Regions from separate parts of the Homo sapiens genome. Here all the other regions are linked to region 2. Evidence: chromatin contacts called from ENCODE Hi-C or POLR2A ChIA-PET data. All regions are on one chromosome and are shown on one strand. The core of a region is the stretch at or near the end of the contact, and the rest is flanking DNA. Distances in the headings are between cores, read along the strand shown.

Region 1 (3,809 bases), core at 38-2,537, 180 kb after region 2:
CAGATATAATATTTTCGAGTTAGTAACAAGTTGCCATGTATTTGTACAAAGTAATAATAGTGATTTTCAATATTTAAAATGTTCCAGTTTGATATTTATTTACTATGAAGCAAATACTTGTAATCTGCATCTCTGTCAAACAGCCATGTCTACTTGCGTGACCAGTAATGTTCTTTAAGTAGAAAAAGGATGATTAATGTGAAATCCAATGATAAACTGTTTGAAAATGATTTGTTTACCAGTAAGACTATGTAAGGTGGGCAGTAAACAACCCCATAGTTGAATTCAGGTCCTAAGACCTAAAGAGAAGTAAAAGTGAACCAAAAGAAAAAGTGAGACTGTCTACAAGCCATAAATTGCTAATAATTGAGATAAAACTACCATTACTATGCCCTGAAGCTGTTTCCTGTTATCAGATGCAGATATCACTATGACACTGGTAAGTGTAAGAAGGGTGATGATAGTTTTGTGAAATTATAAACATTTTTATCAGCTGTTCTCATGTGGGAAACCAATGAAAATGCTGAATAAAAATTTGTTTTGTTAAGATGATTTCTGAATATATGGAAAAAAGTAAATAGACCCATGGTGTAAATTCATTTTAGATATATCTTCTGCTAACTTAACATTAGTGACATTTTAGTTTAGAATTTTCTCCCACAACTGACAATTTGTTCTTAAATTTAGGGATAAAGTATTATGACTTCTTATTTCTTTTTCATATTTTATAACTGAAAAGCTCGATATTGGATCACCCAAATAAGACCATTTTTTTCAATAAACCTAAAACTTTTACTCATAGAAAATGTTTTAACTGTGTTTTTTTTAAGTATTTGATCTTTGAAAAATTTTAATTTTATATCTTAAAATAGCACTAATTACCTCCTTATGTTCTTACACTTTGTTTTTAGATGGGGTATTTTGTCTTGTTTCTTTTTTCAAAGGAAAGTATCATGGAAAACAAAACCAGGTTAGCCAACTTGGAGAATGCCTATAAATTTGGTGACAAATTATACATACAAACTTAAACATGATAGTATATATTCTGGCCCTTCCTTTTGAAAGAGTTTAAGAAATATAAGTTTTTTCATTTCTGAAAATTGGTATTTAGTATGTCACTCTTTTATGTTTCGTAAGTATATTCCTGCTATGTTGGCATGTATCTGTGATTGCATTAAAGGCTGATTTCCTGTATACTACTAGGCTGTGTGTGTCCGGGGGGTGATGATTAACTTATATTTATGCTTTGAAAATGGGAAGTGAAATTGTTCTTCCTTTTAGTCACAAATGTGCAAGGACATAAGAAAAAAAAAAACCTGAAGTTTCCAGTTACCTGTTTCAGCTTTCAGACTTCCAAGTTGTGCTTTCATATTCAACTCAGGGTTCATTTTTACTTGACATGAATAACTTAGTAAAATATGTTATATGTTTAATTTTAAATTTAACTTCAGTTATTCATCTTAGTATTTTTATGAACAATAATGGAAGTATAAGAACATGTTTCTTATATATTTTAAAAATGTATTTGTTGATTTGTTTGAAGCTTTTCAACTGTTAGAGATTTTTAACAATTATTTTTCTTTATAGAATTCATGAAAGAATGTTTAAGATTAATAAATGTTTGAATTAAGCTGCATAAACAATGACAAATATTTATTACTTCATGGCTTCATTTTTTTTATTACATAATATGTCTGATCTTCCATACTGCTAACAACTCCCAGAGACACTTCAGTATGTGGAAAGAGTGGGCGCAAATGTTGATTGTGCAGTGGTAATCTTTCTCCAACTATCCTGATTCATTTTTATTACACCTTGAGGCACAGTGAAGTTCATTCAAAAATATATTTATAGTCAAATATTTAGAAACAAAAATGATTCTACGGATGGTTTATAAACAGTGGAGAAAGGATCAGTGCTTCTACTGACTGATCAGTGAGGTTAGTTTCTTCCTAAACACAGAAAAAGATCCTGTTGTCTTTTTCCTCCCTGGAAAGTTGATGATGCTTTTAATGTTTCTGAGATTTATCAAAAACAACTGGAATTTGCTAGTGCATGCATTCTGGTTGATAACTATTTGCTAAAAGTATTTTACATTCTGTGAATTTAACTGGTGTTTTTATGTTGTGTAGAATTTTTTCAGTGGAGAGATGGAGTTTTTTAAAAAAATTGTTGTTAATATTTTAAATGTTAGTAAACTATGTTACCTTTATTTCTCACTATATGGGGCATAATATAGAATTATTTGAGGTTTGTGGGATTCTTTAAGGTGAACATGAATTCCGCTTTATGATGATTAGTTCCCTGATTTATCACTGTCTCCAAAGGATCAATTTTATTATGTAAAAACATTGGGAGAAATTATTGATAATAATTTGCATCCCGTATTTTACCTGTTTCTAAGGAGAGGTGTTAATCATGACTTTTGGGTGAAAAGTCTATTCTCATTCTATTTTGGAATATGGATAAGCAAAGACTTCCTATTTTCTGTTTCTGTATTTGCTTATTCACAGTAATTTTAAAAACTCTTATTAGGACTAAATAAGATAAATAATCCCCTCAGCAGAATCCAACTTGATTGCTTTGCTTTACACCTTTCCACACTTTAGAAGATGGGGTGAGGTATTGAATTTTCTACCCCATTTTCAACATATTCTTAAGAGAATTAACATGGTGGGAGTTATTTTAGTACCAGCATCTCTAATAGGCATTTAGTAAGTATTTATTGCAAGTGGTAGTTCCAAGAAAGTAAGGATTTTTGTATGTTTTGTTCACCAGTGCATCCCTAGTGCCTAGAACAGTGCCTGGTACATAGTAGATACTCACTAAATATTTGCTGAATGAATAAAAAGAAACAATAGAAGGGATCAGGCCTTATGTTACCTTCATTATTTAGGAATTCTAGGATGCCTTTGCCAATCATGTGTACATTTATTGTATTGTTTCTTTTCAAGTTTGCTTCAAGTAGATATATATGTGAACATCGTTGGTAAAGGGTGGTCTTCTTCTGGTATACCATCTGAGTAAAGAATGTATGGTCACTCAATTATTTCTCTATATGCAGCCTTCAGTTTAAGAGTAAATAACTCTTTTTTTCCTCTAAACAATCTCATCTTTTAAAAAGATCTTGCCAAGAGTGACTTTGTTTTTCTCCTGGTATTTTAGAATGGTACTTTAGATTTGGTTTTACAGAATTCTATTAGTCTAATAATTTTTTATTTAAATATTTTTGTTTCTAATTTTTTTATATATGAAGATGCTACAGTATGAGATGTATAGTCTGCCTAAATGAAATTAAAATATTTAATTCTTTTCATTGCAGACAAGATTATTTTATACTTTTTCTTGGTGTTAATTAATATGAATTAGTATTTAATGGTTGTGGTGTGTTCACTTATTTACAAACTACTTATTTTACATTGTAAATTTGAATTCAGAAATGTTGTTAATTGTTCCCAATAATCGCATGAAATTTAAGGTTGTACATTTCTTTAAAATTCCATTTAAAGTTTATGAAAAGCTCTAGCCGTCTATTTTATGTACTTCTCACAATCTAGCAAATAATTATTTCCTGTTGTTTGCTGGTTTTAGCTACCAAAATACATTTAGCTCAAAGCAAAACCTTGTTTTTTACTCACTTTTCCTTGACTTTGCTGTATTGTAAATATAAGTTATTACAGAAATAAGGCCTGTCAAAATGCATATCGTTAGTAAACTGAACTTAAAATGAATCCTGATGGGTAATAATCCATCTGGGAAAAAATGACAAATGTTACATTTAGATGTTAATTGGGCAATGCAATATTTAT
Region 2 (3,981 bases), core at 1,440-3,939:
TATTTGAACAACGTTGCATTAAAGCCAGATAGCCTTGGCTTTATTTGTTCTTTAATTTATCCAACAAATATTTATCAAGTGCCTATTAGGCATTAGATGCTAAGAATGGATTTTTCATTTGCTGGCTGTGTAACTATGGGCAGGTTACTTAAAGTAGCCAAGTGTCAGTTTCTTTATTTGTAAATGAGGGATAATACCTACCGTATTGAGTTATTGTAAGGGTTATAGATTATCCAAAGTAACCAACAGCACCTGACATATAATTGGACAATAATAAATTGTAGTTAGTGTTATTATTCTTCATAGTAACAAAACATAATGTAATTTTAGCTTGCTATTATATATAATATTGCTGTGGTAGTCATTTAGCATATAGGGTAATTGATGATGGTTATAATTTTATTAATAGGGAGGAGAATGGAGCCTAGCTAGGTTGATTATACTTACCATCCTGTCAGCTAAATAATATTTCCTTATATTTGTATAGCAGTTTACAGCTTTCAAAGCTCTTATTTATTCTACAGCGTTCCTCTAAGACAGGCAGGGCATGTATAATTTTTCCTGTTTTACAATACAGCAGCTGAAGCTTAGAGAGATTAATTGACTTGTCTAAGGTCATATGGCTTTTAAGTGATTAACAGGTTCCACTTATAATTAAGATTCCTGGTGAACGTAGATTGACTCTCATTGTGGGAAAGAACAGAGAATAGAATCTGACTATAATTGCTCAGTCTTCAAGCTTTAGCCATTTTATAGTTTCTTGTGGTTGTGTCCATTCCAGTCATCTGAACATTGGCCTGAATGTTTTAGTTGTCTATTACATTGATGGCATTCATGCTCGTGTGAAGTCACTTTCCTTTCAGTTTGGGTTGGGCCTGTAGCTTGTTTTAACAAAGAGAATGCAAAGGGATTAAAGCTCTTCCAGGTCTGGGTGCAAAAAGGCCCGACAACTTATGCTTTTGTGTTTTCGAGAGAGAGGATCATCATGTAAGAATCTGACCGTTCTCCTAGAGAGACCCAGTGGAAAAGAGGCCACATGGAGAGGGAGAATTTCTGAGATTACATGGAGAGAGATGCTTAGCCATGCTAGTATCCTAGCTGATCTCATTTCTCACCTGCTGGCTGAAAGCAGTAGTATGAATGACCACCAGCAAGATGACTGTAAGAACTGCCTAGTTGAGCCCTGCTCAGATTGCAGAATTATGACCAAATAAAATGGTGGTTGTTGTGCCAGTAAGTTTTGGGGTGGTTTGTTACACAACAAAAGAAAAGCAAAAGAAACATGCGACAATATTCTTGAAAATAAAAGCCTTGCTAAAAGATGTTTACTTTTCTCGGCCTACCTTGACAGTTTTGGTCTTTCCTTGGCTTGCCAATACCAGCTAACAAAAGAGAAATAGTAATGAACAACTCTTTTCTCTTCCAGAAGCCCGCGATTTTGGCCTATACTTGGGTGAATCTGAGGTAAACTCAATCTCTGTTCTGAGTCTCTTCAGAGAAATCTCAAGAGATAGGGTTGCCTCCTAAGTCAAGTATCTGATTCTTCTTTTCTGTCGATTTCCCACTTCCAGTTTTCTGTGGTTTTAAAAAAATTTCTTACTATCAGAGTATAGTTGGTTTTGGCCTCAGTCAGCCAAGTAAGACAAGATGGACTAGGCTTTCCTCCTCACTTTTACTTGTTTCTGTTGTCCCCAAAAGATTTGAGAGGCCGTTTAGGACTGAGAGTGGCTCTGAGACCAGTAATCACCTTTGTTTTTGATGATTCACATATTAGTTAACAGGAAAGATGTGATAAATTGTTTATGCAGTTTATTTTTTCCTGTCTCACAGATCTGTTTCACTCTCATTTAAGTACTGAAATACAGATTTTTTTCATAAGTTTCTATTAGAGATAAGAATCAGTGATCTAAAAATTTTAAGTATATTTTTAAAAAATCAAACTAAGTGAGGGTTTGTTTTTTTTGGTTAAGATCTTTTTGTCCTGAAAATTATAAATTCAGAATATTACAGAACTTGATCAACTTCCAGAATGGTGGAGTGAGGGCCTCAGTGAATTTGTGCTGCCTATACAACAACAAAAATATGGGTAAAATAATGAAAATCAGCCATTTTAGAATTCTGGCAATTAAGCAGGAGTATGAATTGAAAATCATCTGTCCAAGAGAAAACTAGTGAATCTTGGGAAGACCAGTGGGGTCTGCGATATTTTAACTTGGGGTTATTCTCATCTCTCTCTCCAGCTTAGTGGTGTAGCTAAAAGCTGGCAGTATTGCAGACAATGGAGAGAGCTGACCACTTCTGGAGCCCCATTGAAGGCACTATCCCCAGAGCACAGTTAATATTTTGTCCCAACTTGCAGCTCCCTGGGAAAACTCTTTTCAGAGAGAGTGGCTGGATATTTGATTTGACTCTGAACTCAGCTCAGTTGGGGGAAGAAAAAGCTTACCCCCAGGGCATTACTGAAACAATAGCAAACTGTTGGCAAAATGTCAATTGCCTAAGGCTGTGATTTCAGTTGAGGCAAAGGAAGAATCTGGCCAGGAATTTAAAAGGAAAGTCTGGAGAACTAGCCAACTATAGGGAACTTTGGAAAGCTCTGGCATATTCCTGGGTATTTAAAAGGCTGTACAATGTGCAAGTCTGTACACATGCCCGGAAATGACCTGGGAAAGGAGAATGTCACCTCTGACTGATCTTGAGGCACTGTGTAAGCAGGAAGTGAAAATCAGTGCTATTTGTAAGCTTCCTGAAGTTTGAAGGTATGACTTCTCATGAAGATTTCTTTGGCAAAAGGTAGAAGACATATAGGCAAAGCATTTAAGGAAATCTTTTAAATGATCATTGGTTGACTACTACATTTTACTGGTCCAGGTATGACTTCTTGGAAGCCAGGCTTACAAATAAAAACAAGATCCTAAAAAAAAAAAAAAAAAAAGTTCTAGCAGAGAACTCGGTGGCCACACACTACGGGGAATACAGGATCTGTAAAATTCGTTCATGAAAGTACTAAAGAATCAGCATCAAGAAAAACAACACACTGATGATTAAAAAATTTAGGGGAATAATGTGGAGCAATCTGATATGAGATTTGTTAAAATATATTACCTAAAATGTTCAGTTTTAACAAAAATTGAGAAATGCAAAGAAACAGGAAATAAAACACACAGAGACAAATAATAAAAAACGAACAAAAAAAGTCCCTGTGGGAGCCTAGATTTTAGACTTTGTAGTCTTTAAGTTAGCTATTACAAATACATTCAAAGAACTAAATGAAACCATGTCTAAAGAATTAAAGGGAAGCATCAGAATGGTGTTTCACCAGAGAAAGAGTATCAATAAAGATAGAAATTATTAAAAAACAAGGAAGTTCTGGAGCTTAAAAGTATAATAACTGAAATGAAAAATTCACTAGAGGAGCTCAACAACAGATATAAATTGGCAAATGAAGGAATCTTTTAACTCGAAGTTAGGTCAATAGAGATTGTTCAATGTGAGGATCAGAAAGAAAAATGAACAGAGTCTCAAAAGACTTATGTGACTCCATTAAATGTTGTGCCAACATGGACATTATAGGATTCCCAGAAGATGAGAATGAGGCAGAAAGAATATTTAAAAAAAAATGGCAGAAAACTTTCCAAACTTGCTGAAAAATATTACTCTGTGCTACACATCCAAGAAGCTCACTGTAATCCAAGTTGAATAAGCCCAAAGTGATCCATACCTAGACCCATCATAGTTGAATTTAAAGAAAAATCTTGAAAGTAGCAGGAGAAAAATGACTTGTTACAAGGAATCCTCAATAGGCTTAATAGCTGACTTACGAGAAACCCTGGAGGCTAGAAGACATTTTCAACATTGAAAGTAAAAGACTGTCAACCAGTAATTCTCTATTTAGCTAAACTTTTCTTCAAAACTGAAAGTGAAATTAAGACGTTTCCAAATAGATAAAAACTGAAAGGATTCTCACGAACTCTAAGAAAT
Region 3 (3,952 bases), core at 196-2,695, 240 kb after region 2:
TTTCCAATTGAGGGCAGGCCTTGTGCCAATCCCTATTCTAGATGTCTTACATTCTTATTTGATACTGATTGAAACCTTGCAAAAGATGTCTCAGTATCCCTATTTCACCAGTGAGGAAAAGAGAAATTGAAAGTTGCCCCAAATCAAAACTAGCAAGTGGTAGAACTAACTTTAGAAAGTAGGACTGCCTCACTTCAAATAGTCAAATGGGATGGGCTTAATCTATCTTTCAGTTTTTCACCATATAAATTATTATAGTTTCAAAATAGGGATTATGTGCAACTCCCCCAAACACACAAACACATAGACACACATTTTCTCTCTGACAATCACAAGCCAGGTGCCTAGCTTAAAAGTTTTTATTACTTTGTTTCAGAGTTTTTTTTCCTCTGCCTTACAGGATGCCTCTTAATACGCTTGCCATCTTTTCCCCTTGCACTTTTTGTTAGTAGATATTTAGAATATGAAAACTAAATGGAATATTAGTCTAAGCAAATTGCATTTGGAAAACTAAATCTGCCGGAAAAGAACAAATTACACCCTACAGCTCCTGTACACCCATCCTGAGACCAGACCTAAATCAAACATTTTTTTAAAGAAGTCGTAGTTTGGTTTTAGTTGTAAATCTGCTCATCTACATTAGCACAATTTCTGACAACTTGAAAATAAATTATAGAAGTGACCCCAAAGTTCCAGAGAATTGGCTCCGTGTCCCATTTTTTCTTCCTTGTTCCTGGTTTGTCATTCTGTTCATTTCTCTTCTTGGATTTGAGAAAGGAATCTGTTGACTCAGCAGCCCAGGGCTGCGGTTCTTTCTCTCTGGGATCCCTGCTCATTAGCTTCCTATGCGTGGCTTTCTTCCCTGCTGGCTCTGGGCTATAACCTCTCCTCTCATCCTCTTCAGGGAATGGAGAAAATTTGCTTATAACTGTGATCTAAACATAATCATGCAATAGGTACCCTAAAAATACTCAAGGAAGGAAGTACAAAGGACAGACTACCAATTGATAGGACGTCTTCTTGGATTTCATGATTGATACATTAGATTTCTTTACTCTGGGCAAAAAAAAAAAAAACAAAAAACTCCTAGACCAAAAAGTGTACCTTCTCCTTAGAAAGTGCCTGTCAATACTATTTCAGAGAAATACTATGAAGTTGGACTTTTGTGGGTGCTTACGACAGCAATTTCCCTAAAGAGCTTAGAAGTGGGGAAATAAACCAAAATAGAAGTTGAAGACTTTTTAAAATATTTCAAGGACTAAAATGGTCACTGTAGACATCAGGAAAGAAATCTCAGCACACAGTCCTCTTCAGCAAAGTCCACCGCTAAGTTATTTGTTTAGTAAAGAGTTTGTCAGGTAGCACTGCAGCTATTTGGGCAGACCCAACCAGAGAAAAAGATTCCCTGGCATAGAGTAAGCATGACGGTGCCACCTACTGGCCACTTTGCCACACTCTGTCATCCTGTGCCTAGCCCAAGTGGCTCTTGGCTTTGACACTGTCTTTATGGTGGTTTTGCTCTCAACCACAGGTGAAGATAGTGGTTGCTGGCCCCCCTGATAAATAAATAACTCTTGTTTGGGATAGGCAAATTCCTAAACTCACAGGAATTGTTTTCTTTCTTTATACCATCCTTGTATAAAATATACTACCATAAAATGTCATAAAAATTAGAGATTCTCTGCAAGAATATGGGCCTTATGTGATGATAATACAAGCACTTCAAACCTGATTGATGCTTGTTGTGAAGGTTTTCTTAGTACAAAGGGAACATGTTTCTACACTGCCACTCTGATTGTCTCTCCAGTTAATGATTTCCAGAAAAGAGAAGTGGTATAATCAAAATTAAGATATAGTCCTCTGATAGAATAAATTAATGCTATGCTTTCCTATTAAATAATATAGGTGTTTTCAAGGGGAGCCAGTGTTAAATTAGGAGCAAGGTTCGTTCTATTTCCCCAATAGTTTTACTTGCATAAAGGATATGCTGCCTGGCCCAACCCTGCAATTTACAGGGCCCAGGATACCATGTGTCTAAATATTTTAAAAGTTATGAATCAGACTATAAATAAAATCTGTTCTATCCACCTACCTTGACAAATATGTCTTGATAACAACTTGGAAGGCTGAGTTTGGATTTGAAATTCTGTCTCCCCTGAGTTCCATACCAGAAAATATTGACATAGACATAGCCAGCCCGTGTCGCCAGCCTCTGGCCCTAGACTGCTTCATCACTCCCCATCTTATATTATGAACAGCTTTGTGCTCAGATTTGTGGACACCTCAGCCCAGTCTTCAAGTTTTGTCTACCTTTTGCAAACAGCTGCCCCTTTTTGGCTGTCTCTTCATGCCTCTGAATGGTAGAGTTGGAGAAGAGAACTGCCAGGGCCTGGAAGGGAACTCAGAGCCACGGGGCAGGGAATTCTAGGGTCTCAGATAAGAAGAGGTGGTATGGGAGGAGGGAGGGAAGCACAGGCTCCAAGAAGTCACATCCAGCTGGCTCTGTGGACTCCTTACACTGTAGGAAAGGGACTGGCAATGGAAAACACAAAGCAGAGTTCTCCATAGTGTGGGTCTTGGGCCAAAGGCCCCTCTTGCTTTGGCCTTAATGGTGGTGTTAAATGCTCCTGTTTTTGAGGCTACTTTTCTCTTCAAAGGCAACTAAGGCCAATATTGTAATCTGAACACTTCACCGCCTGCACACTCACTTGTAAGTGTGTCTTAGACATTTAAACACAATTAGGTACACCTGTTGCTATGTCCCCAAGGCAGGCAGAAAAGCCGGAACAGTTAGAATCATGCTGCCCTGTTTACAGATTGGCCAGTAGCACACATTGCCAGGATAGCTGTCTAGCCCACAACAGCAAGACCAACAGCCACTGCGGGCAGGATTTGCCCACGTGTGGAGCAAACTGCCAGAGATCTTGGCCTTCTTAGCAGGTTTCAATAAAAACTATTTAAAGATACATAGAAAAGTACACATACACATACAAAGAAAAGTAACCAAGGAACACAAGGTTTTACCAAATGGAATGTTGTTAATCCTTGCAAATATTATAAAACTAGAAATTAAAGTCAGCAACCTTTTCCTCGCTTGCAAAACCATGTATCAGTGCTAAATGCAGAATGCTTTGATTTATTTGGTTCTTGTTTGGGAGACATTTAAGGAAAATAATAATGCTCTGGACTCCTTATATTGAAATTTCAAGATGTTTCTTTTCACCATCAAAAACATCCAGAATAGCTGCCATTACCTACCTTTTTTGAATCAGTTTTATTATCTCTGTTTTTTTTTTTTTTCTTTGAGATGGAATTTTGCTCTTGTTGCCCAGGCTGGAGTGCAATGGTGATCTCGGCTCACTATGACACAGCCTCTGCCTCCCGGGTTCAAGCGATTCTCCTGCCTCAGCCTCCCGAGTAGCTGGGATTATAGGCATGCGCAACCACGCCCAGCTAATTTTGTATTTGTATTTTTAGTAGAGACGGGGTTTCTCCATGTCGGTCAGGCTGGTGTCAAACTCCCGACCTCACGTGATCCGCCTGCCTCGGACTGATCACTTTTATTAAGTAACGTTAATAGAATTGAAATCACAGGAAATTGCAGAGCTATATATTATTTGTAAAATTCAGAATGTTGCAAAGTTCAAGTTAAGTATGGAATGCTGAAAAGAGAAGCATTGAGTCAGGAAGTTCCAAATCTGCGTGTGAACAATCTTCCTGATTCTCTAAAAAGGGCTTTAAAGGGCCTATTTCTTCATTGACTTCTTTGAAGAACAGAGAGAAACACTCGGGTTAGGCCAAGGTTTACATGCTGATAACTCATCTAAGTTCATCAGCTATTTCCAGTTGTGTAATCACCCCCATTCCAGCAAACACATGCACACACAAGCACTTCATCCCTTCTCAGGCCAGCCCTTCTCATGGTATTTGCTGGCTTGAATCATAAATGGCT

The links. Hi-C counts contacts between places; a loop is a spot of excess contacts on that map. ChIA-PET counts read pairs that join two places held with the same protein, here RNA polymerase II (POLR2A). Pooled maps may share reads with other maps.
Region 1: a loop to region 2 is called in a map with no recorded cell type, with 5 times the contacts of the local background. The contact joins two enhancer-like sites. A Hi-C loop is called at or near these places in 8 of 37 single-sample maps with no recorded cell type and 4 of 50 pooled maps. POLR2A ChIA-PET finds 5 or more read pairs at or near these places in 1 of 52 experiments (WTC11).
Region 3: a loop to region 2 is called in a map with no recorded cell type, with 4 times the contacts of the local background. The contact joins two enhancer-like sites. A Hi-C loop is called at or near these places in 5 of 37 single-sample maps with no recorded cell type and 9 of 50 pooled maps. POLR2A ChIA-PET finds 5 or more read pairs at or near these places in 1 of 52 experiments (activated T-cell).

What each region holds. Positions count from the first base shown.
Region 1 is chr9:3,297,514-3,301,322 of GRCh38, reverse strand. All of the region lies in intron 5 of RFX3 (regulatory factor X3), which reads left to right. Among named protein-coding and RNA genes, the nearest start is that of LINC01231, 120 kb to the right of the region's middle. Within about 2 kb of position 1,287, at least 3 of the 41 ENCODE cell types and tissues checked have a DNase peak (open chromatin) inside an H3K27ac peak, as active enhancers do.
Region 2 is chr9:3,477,364-3,481,344 of GRCh38, reverse strand. The region is part of intron 1 of RFX3 (regulatory factor X3); the gene reads left to right. Among named protein-coding and RNA genes, the nearest start is that of RFX3, 47 kb to the left of the region's middle. RefSeq lists enhancers at 2,803-2,852, 1,875-3,074. Within about 2 kb of position 2,689, at least 7 of the 41 ENCODE cell types and tissues checked have a DNase peak (open chromatin) inside an H3K27ac peak, as active enhancers do.
Region 3 is chr9:3,238,349-3,242,300 of GRCh38, reverse strand. All of the region lies in intron 15 of RFX3 (regulatory factor X3), which reads left to right. Among named protein-coding and RNA genes, the nearest start is that of LINC01231, 59 kb to the right of the region's middle. Within about 2 kb of position 1,445, at least 2 of the 41 ENCODE cell types and tissues checked have a DNase peak (open chromatin) inside an H3K27ac peak, as active enhancers do.